2 separate regions of the Homo sapiens genome follow, and region 2 is linked to region 1. A link is a contact called in ENCODE Hi-C or POLR2A ChIA-PET data. All regions are on one chromosome and are shown on one strand. Each heading gives the region's core, a stretch centred on a gene start or an enhancer-like site at or near the end of the contact. The rest is flanking DNA. Distances are from core to core; before and after follow the strand shown.

What was found. Hi-C counts contacts between places; a loop is a spot of excess contacts on that map. ChIA-PET counts read pairs that join two places held with the same protein, here RNA polymerase II (POLR2A). Pooled maps may share reads with other maps.
Region 2: a loop to region 1 is called in a pooled map, with 2.4 times the contacts of the local background. The contact joins two enhancer-like sites. A Hi-C loop is called at or near these places in 2 of 50 pooled maps. POLR2A ChIA-PET finds 5 or more read pairs at or near these places in 4 of 52 experiments (HEK293, Panc1, activated CD4-positive, alpha-beta T cell and 1 more).

Annotation. Positions count from the first base shown.
Region 1 is chr11:107,838,900-107,843,478 of GRCh38, forward strand. All of the region lies in intron 1 of SLC35F2 (solute carrier family 35 member F2), which reads right to left. Among named protein-coding and RNA genes, the nearest start is that of SLC35F2, 18 kb to the right of the region's middle. RefSeq lists enhancers at 1,282-2,481, 1,777-1,826 and a silencer at 3,028-3,087. Within about 2 kb of position 2,017, at least 30 of the 41 ENCODE cell types and tissues checked have a DNase peak (open chromatin) inside an H3K27ac peak, as active enhancers do.
Region 2 is chr11:107,954,102-107,958,924 of GRCh38, forward strand. All of the region lies in intron 1 of RAB39A (RAB39A, member RAS oncogene family), which reads left to right. Among named protein-coding and RNA genes, the nearest start is that of RAB39A, 28 kb to the left of the region's middle. RefSeq lists an enhancer at 3,119-3,278. Within about 2 kb of position 3,135, at least 2 of the 41 ENCODE cell types and tissues checked have a DNase peak (open chromatin) inside an H3K27ac peak, as active enhancers do.

The DNA.
Region 1 (4,579 bases), core at 767-3,266:
ATTACAGGCATGAGCCACCACACCTGGCCGATAAGTTTCTCTTAAATATCACAAAAACTCTTGTGAGATAGAGATTATTAGTACCATTATACTGTTGAAAAATAGTTGTAACAGTTTCAGCTGTTCAGAAGTAACTTTTCCAAGATCAGAAAATTAGTAAGTCTACATTTTTCCCGTTCCATACACTACTTCCCTGACAACAATAAAATATACCATATGTAATACTGACAATTATGATACCATACAGGGAGATCAATTGGTACAAATTACCCTGGCTCTGGCTGGACGCAGTGACTCACTCCTGTATTCCCAGCACTTTGGGAGGCCAAGATGTGGGGATCACTTGAGGTCAGGAGTTCAAGACCAGCCTGGCCAACATGGTGAAACCCCGTCTCTACTAAAAACATGAAAATTAGCTGGGCGTCATGGCACATGCTTGTAATCCCAGCTACTCAAGAGGCTGAGGTGGGAGGATCACTTGAACCCAGGAGGCAGAGGTTACAGTGAGCAGAGATCACACCACTGCACTCCAGCCTGAACAATGGGGCAAGACACCGTTTCAAAAAAAGAAAAAGAAAACATATTACCCTGCCTCTCTAACAAAGGGTACTGATTAGCCAAACCCATATGGTTATATGTTCTACAATTATTTTAATAAGGGGTGTTCTGATAAAAATAAGGGAAAATATAAAATCCATGTATGATATCCTTCTCTTTGTCATCTGGCTTTCATTGGCTGAAAGGAGAAAGCGTGAAACACATTTTCTTTTTGAGACGGAGTTTCGCTCTTGTAGCCCAGGATGGATTGCAATGGTGCGATCTCGGCTCATCGCAACCTCTGCCTCCTGGGTTCAAGCGATTCTCTTGCCTCAGCCTCCTAAGTAGCTGGGATTACAGGCATGCGCCACCACGCCTGGCTAATTTTGTATTTTTAGTAGATATGGGGTTTCTGCATGTTAGTCAGGCTGGTCTCAAACTCCCCACCTCAGGTGATCCCCCTGCCTTGGCCTCCTAAAGTGCTGGGATTACAGGTGTAAGCCACCGTGCCCAACCTGAAACACATTTTCATATCAGCTATTCTCTTTGGATATGGGTCAGAGGAACTTAAGTCTATTGCCTAGATTAGGGGGAAGGGGGCAAAATAAAGAGGGCAGCATTCAACTGTGGGCAATATATGGAGTATGTGGCCTCTGCCTCCAGGATCCTCCCTCCCCACAACTCTTCTGTGAGAAAAATTCTAAGAGGTGCACAAACATGGACACACTCCAAAAGACACAGAGGAGCTCCAGGAGGGCTGAAAAGGTGGGTGCTGGGGTGGGAGGCAGGTAGGATCAGGAAGCATAGGATTAGGGTTGGTAATAAACGTGCTGCCATTTCACAAGTCTGGATTGCAAGAGAGTACATCCCTGAGACAGGCATACAACCCTCCCTCTGCCCATCCCAGTCTGGCACAGGGACTGAGCACAAACAAACCCTGTTCTCAACAGGCAGCCAAGAAGCCACATAAAATGTTCAATTCTTAACACTGCCTGCCCATTGAGGCAGAACAGAAGGTTCTGAAGGACGATTCTCTTTAACTATTGTAAAAACTAGATTTCCCTCATTGCGGATTATCAAAACAAAAATCGCTTTCAACACTTGAGGGGTTTGTTCATTTTGTGTTTTGTGTGATCTAAATTGTCCAATGCAATCCTCAGATGAAGATAATCAACTGGCATGCAGCTGGAAGAATGAAGCCAACAGCAAACGCAATGCACAAAGGCTTACACAGAATCCTGCTGTGGTTTGGACTCCTGGCTCCTGCTGCTTCTCTGGTCTCTCTGTGGTTTGGCAGCGTAACCCTCCATGATTCTGTAAAGTAATAAATCCTCTTTTTTTTCTTTCCTATGCCAGTGGTGAGCTGGACACCACCAGTACCTCTAACAACTGACCTACTACACTCGTCACACACCAATCAGGCACCTGAAGAAAACAGGAGTCTGTGACTAATCTAGAAAGCTCGTGGAGACCTGGCCCAGTGAGGGAAGCGGAGGCGGCGAGGAGATTTCCTATGAGTCATGTCATCCCTTCTAGTCTTTCAACACCCTACAGGCCCCAAACCAGAAAAACTGTCATACGCCTCCCTTAAACTAGCTTCAACTTCTCCTAATTTAATCCAGACAACTCTGAATAGGCTCAAAAACTTTTCAACTTCCACTACCACACAAGAACGAGGATTATCGGGGAACCTGATGCAAGCCCAAAATTTTGTCAGTCTCAGGTGGGATCTTTAAATCCGTTAAGTTGCAATGTGTATAGAGCAATCTGTTTAACAGGAAAATAATATGGAAAAGGTGGGTATTTCACAGAACAGCAGCACTTCACAGAAGTACACTAAGGCCGGCCGGGTGTGGCAGCTCATGCCTGTAATCCCAGCACTTTGGGAGGCCAAGGCAGGTGGATCACCTGAGGTCAGGGGTTCAAGACCAGCCTGACCAACATGGTGAAACCCTGTCTCTACTAAAAATACAAAAATTAGCCAAGTGTGGTGGTGCAGACCTGTAATCCCAACTCCTCAGGAGGCTGAGGCAGGATAATTGCTTGAATCCAGGAGGCGGAGGCCACAGTGAGCGGAGACTGTGCCACTGCACTCCAGCCTAGACGAAAGAGACTCCAACTCAAAAAAAAAAAAAAAAAAAAGTACACTAAAGCCAATAAACATAGACAGAGACCCAACTTCATTAGGGATCAGGCATATGTAAATTAAGATGTTATTTTACATTCATTTGACCATCAAAAATTTTAAAGCCTGGCCGGGCGCAGTGGCTCACACTTGTAATCCCAGCATTTTGGAAGGATGAGGCAGGTGGATCAGTTGAGGCCAGAAGTTCAAAACCAGCCTAGCCAACATGGCAAAACCCTGTCTCTACTAAAAATACAAAAATTAAGGCCGAGGCGAGCGGATCATGAGGTCAGGAGTTCGAAACCAGTCTGGCCAACATAGTGAAACCCCGTTTCTACTAAAAATACACAAAAGATTAGCCGGGCGTGGTGGTGTGCACCTGTAATCCCAGCTACTCGGGAGGCTGAGGCAGGAGAATTGCGTGAACCCAGGAGGTGGAGGTTGCAGTGAGCTGAGATCGTGCCACTGCACTCCAGCCTAGGTGAAAGAACAAGACTTCGTCTCAAAAAAAAAGAAAAATAAAGAAAAATAAAAAATAAAAATAAAAATACAAAAATTAGCTGGGCGTGGTGGTGTGCCTATAACCCCAGCTACTCAGGAGGCTGAGGCACAAGAATCACTTGAAACTGGGAGGCAGTGAGGCAAGATTGCGCCACTACACTCCAGCCTGGGCGACAGAGTGAGACTCCGTCTCACAAAAAAAAAAAAAAAAAAAAAAAAAAAATTAAAGCTTGACTGGAAGTTGTTTTACAGGATTTCTCATATACAGCTGGTGGAAGTGGAAAAAAAATTTTTAATTTTTTTATTTTTTGAGCCAGAGTCTCACTCTGTTGCCAGGCTGAAGTGCAGTAGCATGATGTCAACTCACTGCAACCTCCGCCTCCTGGGTTCAAGCAGTTCTCATGCCTCAGCCTCCCAAGTAGCTGGGATTACAGGAAATGTGCCACCATACCCCTCTAATTAAAAATAAAATTTTTTAATACCGCCTCACTCTGTCACCCAGGCTGGAATGCAGTGGCGCAATCTCAGCTCACTGCAACCTCCACCTCTTGGGCTCAAGCGATCCTCCCACCTCAGCCTGCCCAGTAGCTGGGACTACAGGTGTGTACCGCCATACCTGGCTAATTTAGGAGTGGAAATTGGTACGACTGCTTTGGAAAACAGTTTGGCATTATTTTATGAAGTCTAACAATCACCTGCCCTATAAACCAGCAATTCTGCTTCTAGATATATGTATATGTGCATGTCTGTGAATGAAAGAAGCCCTTTACACATGATCAACAGGAGATCTGCATAAGACTGTTTCTAGAAGTCTGTATACAATAGCAAAAAACCCGGAAAAAACCCAAATGCCCATCAACAGCATGAATGAATAAAGTGTGGTATATTCACAGGAAAGAATATTACAAAGAGTCAAAGTGAGTGTTTGTATACAGCATCAGCACCTGCAACAATATGAATTAATTTTATCAACGTGATATAAGGGGATATAAGTCTCACCAGATTATAGAGCATGATATCCTTTTTATAAAGTCAAACATGATAATAAAAGCATACTTTTTAGAAATACAGAGGTACAAAGCAATATTAAAATGAGAGCAAAGGAAGAGTGAAAGGAAAATTCCAGATTGTGACTATCTTTGGTCTAGGTACATGTAAATTCTAGCTTTAGGACTGGTGATGCGTTTACGGGAACTTACTATATTAAAAAAGCAATTGAGGCTGGCCAGGCACAGTGGCTGATGCCTGTAATCCCAGCACTTTGGGAGGCCGAAGTGGGCAGATCACCTGAGGTCGGGAGTTCAAGACCAGACTGACCAACATGGAGAAACCCCATCTCTACTAAAACTACAAAATTAGCTGGGCTAATCCCAGCTACTCGGGAGGCGGAGGCAGGAGAATCGCTTGAACCCAAGA
Region 2 (4,823 bases), core at 1,885-4,384, 120 kb after region 1:
GGACATATCTGTGTCCCCTCAATGATGGTCCCCCAGAGTAAGGTACAATATTCAGGATGTCGGTAGCTACTGGAAAACTGGTAGTAAGCAATAACAGTTCAGGCCAACCTAGGTAAGATTAAGTCTATTGAGCCCAGGTACAGCTTCCATCTCCCTACCATGAGTTCAAAGTGGGATAAAAATACTGTTTGATAATTACAGGACAGGACATTTTGTTCCATTGATTATTAAAATTTTTTCATGGCGGGGTCTTTCGGTGGCCATTCACATAAGATACAAGAATGCACATACTCTAGACTCATCAACAGACCTCTTCCTCAGACCTCCTAATTACCAGCCCCGATCTTGTTTTTTACCCAGCATGCCAAACCCTTCGCGTCTGCTCATGACTTGGTGTGGATCTTTACCTACGTCTCTCCAACTCTTCCTCTGGAAAAAGTAAACAGTGAGATGTAGCACTAGAGATTCCACAAATGGAACTTTTCCACTGACCTTCAAGTTCTCCATTGAGCGTGGCTTACTGATGCCAGCATATTGTTTAGAGCCATTTGTAAGACAGACTTGAATTTTTTTCCTCTGTAATTATAGGGAAATCCAGATAAGGCCATGAGTTGAGAGGGTGCTGTAAGAATAGATGTGCTGGGTCTGTGAACTTTGTTATTCCAGGTCCATTCAGGTCCCACCGCATATTCCTTCCTATATATGTGACCTCTCCTTGGTGATGAAGCTCCAGCCTGGTGAATCAGAACACCCAGCTTATGATAGACATTCAGATTGCACAGTCACTTGGTGTTCTACCATCAGGCATTTAGTCTCTATCAAAGCCAAGTTATAAGCCAAGAATTATTTTACAAAAGTATAATAGTATTTGACAAAGAAAGCATGCTTTTTTTTTTTTTTTTTTTTTTTTTTTGAGACAGAGTCTCGTTCTGTCGCCCAGGCTGGAGTGCAGTGGCCCGATCTCGGCTCACTGCAAGCTCCACCTCCCGGGTTCACGCCATTCTCCTGCCTCAGCCTCCCGAGGAGCTGGGACTACAGGCACCCGCCACCATGCCCGGCTAATTTTTTTGTATTTTTAGTAGAGACGGGGTTTCACCATGTTAGCCAGGATGGTCTCAATCTCCCAACCTTGTGATCCACCCACCTCAGCCTCCCAAAGTGCTGGGATTACAGGCATGAGCCACTGCACGCGGCCAAAAGCATGCTTTTATTCCAAAATGCCACTTCTGTAATTGTCCAGTGGAGGTTTCCTGGGCCTGATGAGCATTCCAGGCTGCTAGAGGTACTTCAGGCAGGCACCATTAGATCTGATGGACCATGGGCCAAGTGGGCTTGCACTGTAGCTTGGACCAGCCGAAGGGACTTCTCTTGCTTTCAGCTCTATCAAAGCTAGCAAGCTTTTGGGTTTTCCACTTAATGGATCAGAGAAGCACATTATACTGATAATGTTTCCTCCAAAATTAAAAACGGTTCACGCCTGTAATCCTAGCACTTTGGGAGGCCGAGGCAGGCGGATCACCTGAGGTTGGGAGGTCGAGACCAGCCTGACCAACATGGAGAAATCCCATCTCTACTAAAAATACAAAATTAGCCACGTGTGGTGGTGCATGCCTGTAATCCCTGCTACTCAGGAGGCTGAGGCAGGAGAAGTGCTTGAACCTGGGAGGTGGAGGTTGTGGTGAGCCGAGATCACACCATTGCACTCCAGCCTAGGCAACAAGAGTGAAACTCCATCTCAGAAACAATTATAAAAATTTTAAAAAATGAAAAAGTTTCACCAAGTATTATGCATTTTTTTTTTTAGTAGGGGGTATAAAATATGGTAACTTTTCTTCTTTGGAGAGGTTTCATCAACATACCCCTGATTAAAGGACTCCCTTCCCCCAAGAAACTTCACAGAGATTGCTGGCTACTGTATTTTCATTGGATATATCTTTAGGATGTATGTATTTCTGAATATATAATTTATCCACCCCCTCCAACACTGATAATGCTCATAGCAACTCAATGACCTCAGTGTGAGAACATAAGACCACACTAGTAATAGATATAATGTTGGGCACCTTTCTTTTTTTGCACTGCTAGTATCTCTTTCCCTCAAACTTCCTCACTCTCTCTGATATTTCTCCTATTTTCACAACAGCTATGTAAGTGGCTTAGACCAAATCAACCATTCATTCATTCACTAAGGTGCACTGAATGCCCACTATGTGCTAGGTACTTGAAAACCATTGATATTCAACAGTGAGCAGTATTGACATGGCACCTGCATGACTCTGATAATCAGCAAGCCAGTAGCATGGATCCAGAAAGAGGAAAGGAGGGAAAAGGACGCTATACAAGAGTACTGACCTTGAACACACAATGATCCTGCCCACAGCCTAAGAAACATACTCTAGCCAAACAGAGCAGCCATTTGTCCTTCTATGGAGTGATTAGTAAGAGGGTTAAAATGTGCCTCCAGTTCTCTTTTATGGGGAGAGGAAGGTTGAATGGAACTTCCATTTCTTCCTATAGTAGAAGCATAAATGTGAGGAAAAAAGGAAGAGTTTCTCCTGTTATTAGCAGTATTCCTCAGCAGTGTTGAGTGCCCACTTGGGATTGGTTATAATTAATTCATAGTGACACCAGCCTGCCTGGTTGAGTGATTTTCCCCGGAAACATACAGCTGCATGCTGGACTGATCCAGAGATAGAAGTTTCCCAGATGAATATGACAGAGGGAAAGAGGCTTGGAAATTGAGATATTTCCAAGAGAACAATTATAATGATGTCTCATTGAACTCAAGATATGGAAGAAGGCAAAGGTAGGAGAGTATTAATGGATAGAAAGTGATAGAGTTGGTCAGTGGATTACAAATCTTGATGAAATTAAAGAATCACCACAGTAAAAAAGAATAGACAGGCTGGCAGACTGTGAGGTTTTGATATTTTTAGTGGACTGTGTAAATTTCCAGTTTTGGAGGTAATTAATATTTCTGATGAAAAGGAAATGGATAAGAAAGGAAGAATAGAGAGAAAGGTTTATTAGAGATGAGGGAGTCAAGGAATTTGAGAAGTGACACCAGGCAGCTCATCCAAATGGATGTTGAAATCAGTAAGCAGAATGACAGGAATTGAAACAGAAAGAAAAACAAAGTGCTAAAATCTTTAGTACATGGAGAATGACCAAGCAGTTGGAAGATGACAGCAGTTGGCAGAGCCAGATGGCATAAGCCTCAAAGGAGCAGGAGATTTTTTTTACAACAGGGGTTGGGAAAGAATAATTATCAGGAAGTTGCACTGGGGAAACAGAAGCCATCTCCTCCTGATCCTAGAGAATGGGCAACGTGAGTGTGCTGCAGGGGAAGCAGTGTTCTCAGGGACCAGCAGTTTTCAATTAAGGCAAGGAAAGGAGACTGCTCCTCTGGCAATGGGATAAGATTTGCTGATAGTGTAGCTTTCAAAGTATGAAAGAACCAGCAGCTTTCTTTTATAATTAAAACCAGATCTTCCACTTGAGAGGGACAAGCGACTGCTAGGAGCTTATAACCCCGAACCCTCTCCTCCAGAATTCACCTTCCCTATCATCACATCACCCTCACACTGTATTTAGGGGTTTTGTATCTGCTTTATCATTCTTGCCAGAGAATAGTCTCACCTCTTCATTCCCTCATAACACACCAGACCAGATTAGAATCCATGCCATTTATTTCTCTCTTCCTTCCTTGCTTCTGTTCTTTTCTTCCCTCCATTCCCTGACCCCACAATTTTTTTCCTTCCCTTAAATCATCCATTAATTCAGGGAGACTTTTTTTTTTCTTTCTTTTTTTTGAGACAGAGTCTCTGTCGCCCAGGCTGGAGTGCAATGGTGTGATCTCAGCTCACTGCAACTTCTGCCTCCTGGGTTCAAGCAATTCTCCTGCCTCAGCCTCCCAAGTAGCTTGGACTACAGGCATGCACCACCATGCCTGGCTATTTTATGTATTTTTGGTAGAGACGGGGTTTCACCATGTTGGCCAGGTTGGTCTCGAATTCCTGACCTCAGGTGATCTGCCCACCTTGGCCTCCCAAATTGCTGGGATTACAGGTGAGAGCCACTGCACCCCACCCATTCAGGGAGACTTTCAAAGCCTAGAGGGAAATAGACATAAAGTGCCATACTACAAGAGATTGTTGCTTAAAAATAATTGTTACTCCTCATCAACTCTTCAGTTCCTTACAGGGAGGCCTCCCTACCTAGTGCTTTTAGAGTCTGTTCCCTACCTTCTCATAATTCCTTCAAGAACTTCTAGAGACCTAAGTGTCTCAACTTATGGGAGGAAGGTCAAGAGAAAGATAGCTGCTCCCTCAACACCTCTGTAAGACCTGCCTTTCAGTTCAAGTTTTCCATCTGAAGCTCTGCTTCTTCCCCCAGATGATTGATAGCAACAGTGCCCAATTGTTTTAGGAAAAACACTACCTGCAGGACAACTATATCTGAATCTGAAGCCCCACAGACCCACACACAGAAGCTAGAAATCAGGTTATTACATAGAAGTGACAGATGTTATATTGAGTCCTTTTATTCCCAACTAATTATTAATAAGGGTTTTTTTATAATGTGTATTACATATACTTTGCTATAATTTTATTCTGTAGGATGATTTGCCAACTGTAATCTAAATGTGTTTTCAAAATTAAATACAATCAGTTAATAGGGTTGCTTATTTTAAAAAGAAAATAAAAAATAAGTTTTTTGAAAAGATAGTATTTCCTGGCCGGGCGCGGTGGCTCATGCCTGTTATCCTAGTGCTCTGGGAGGCCAAGGTGGGTGGATCACCTGAGGTCAGGAGCTCGAGACCA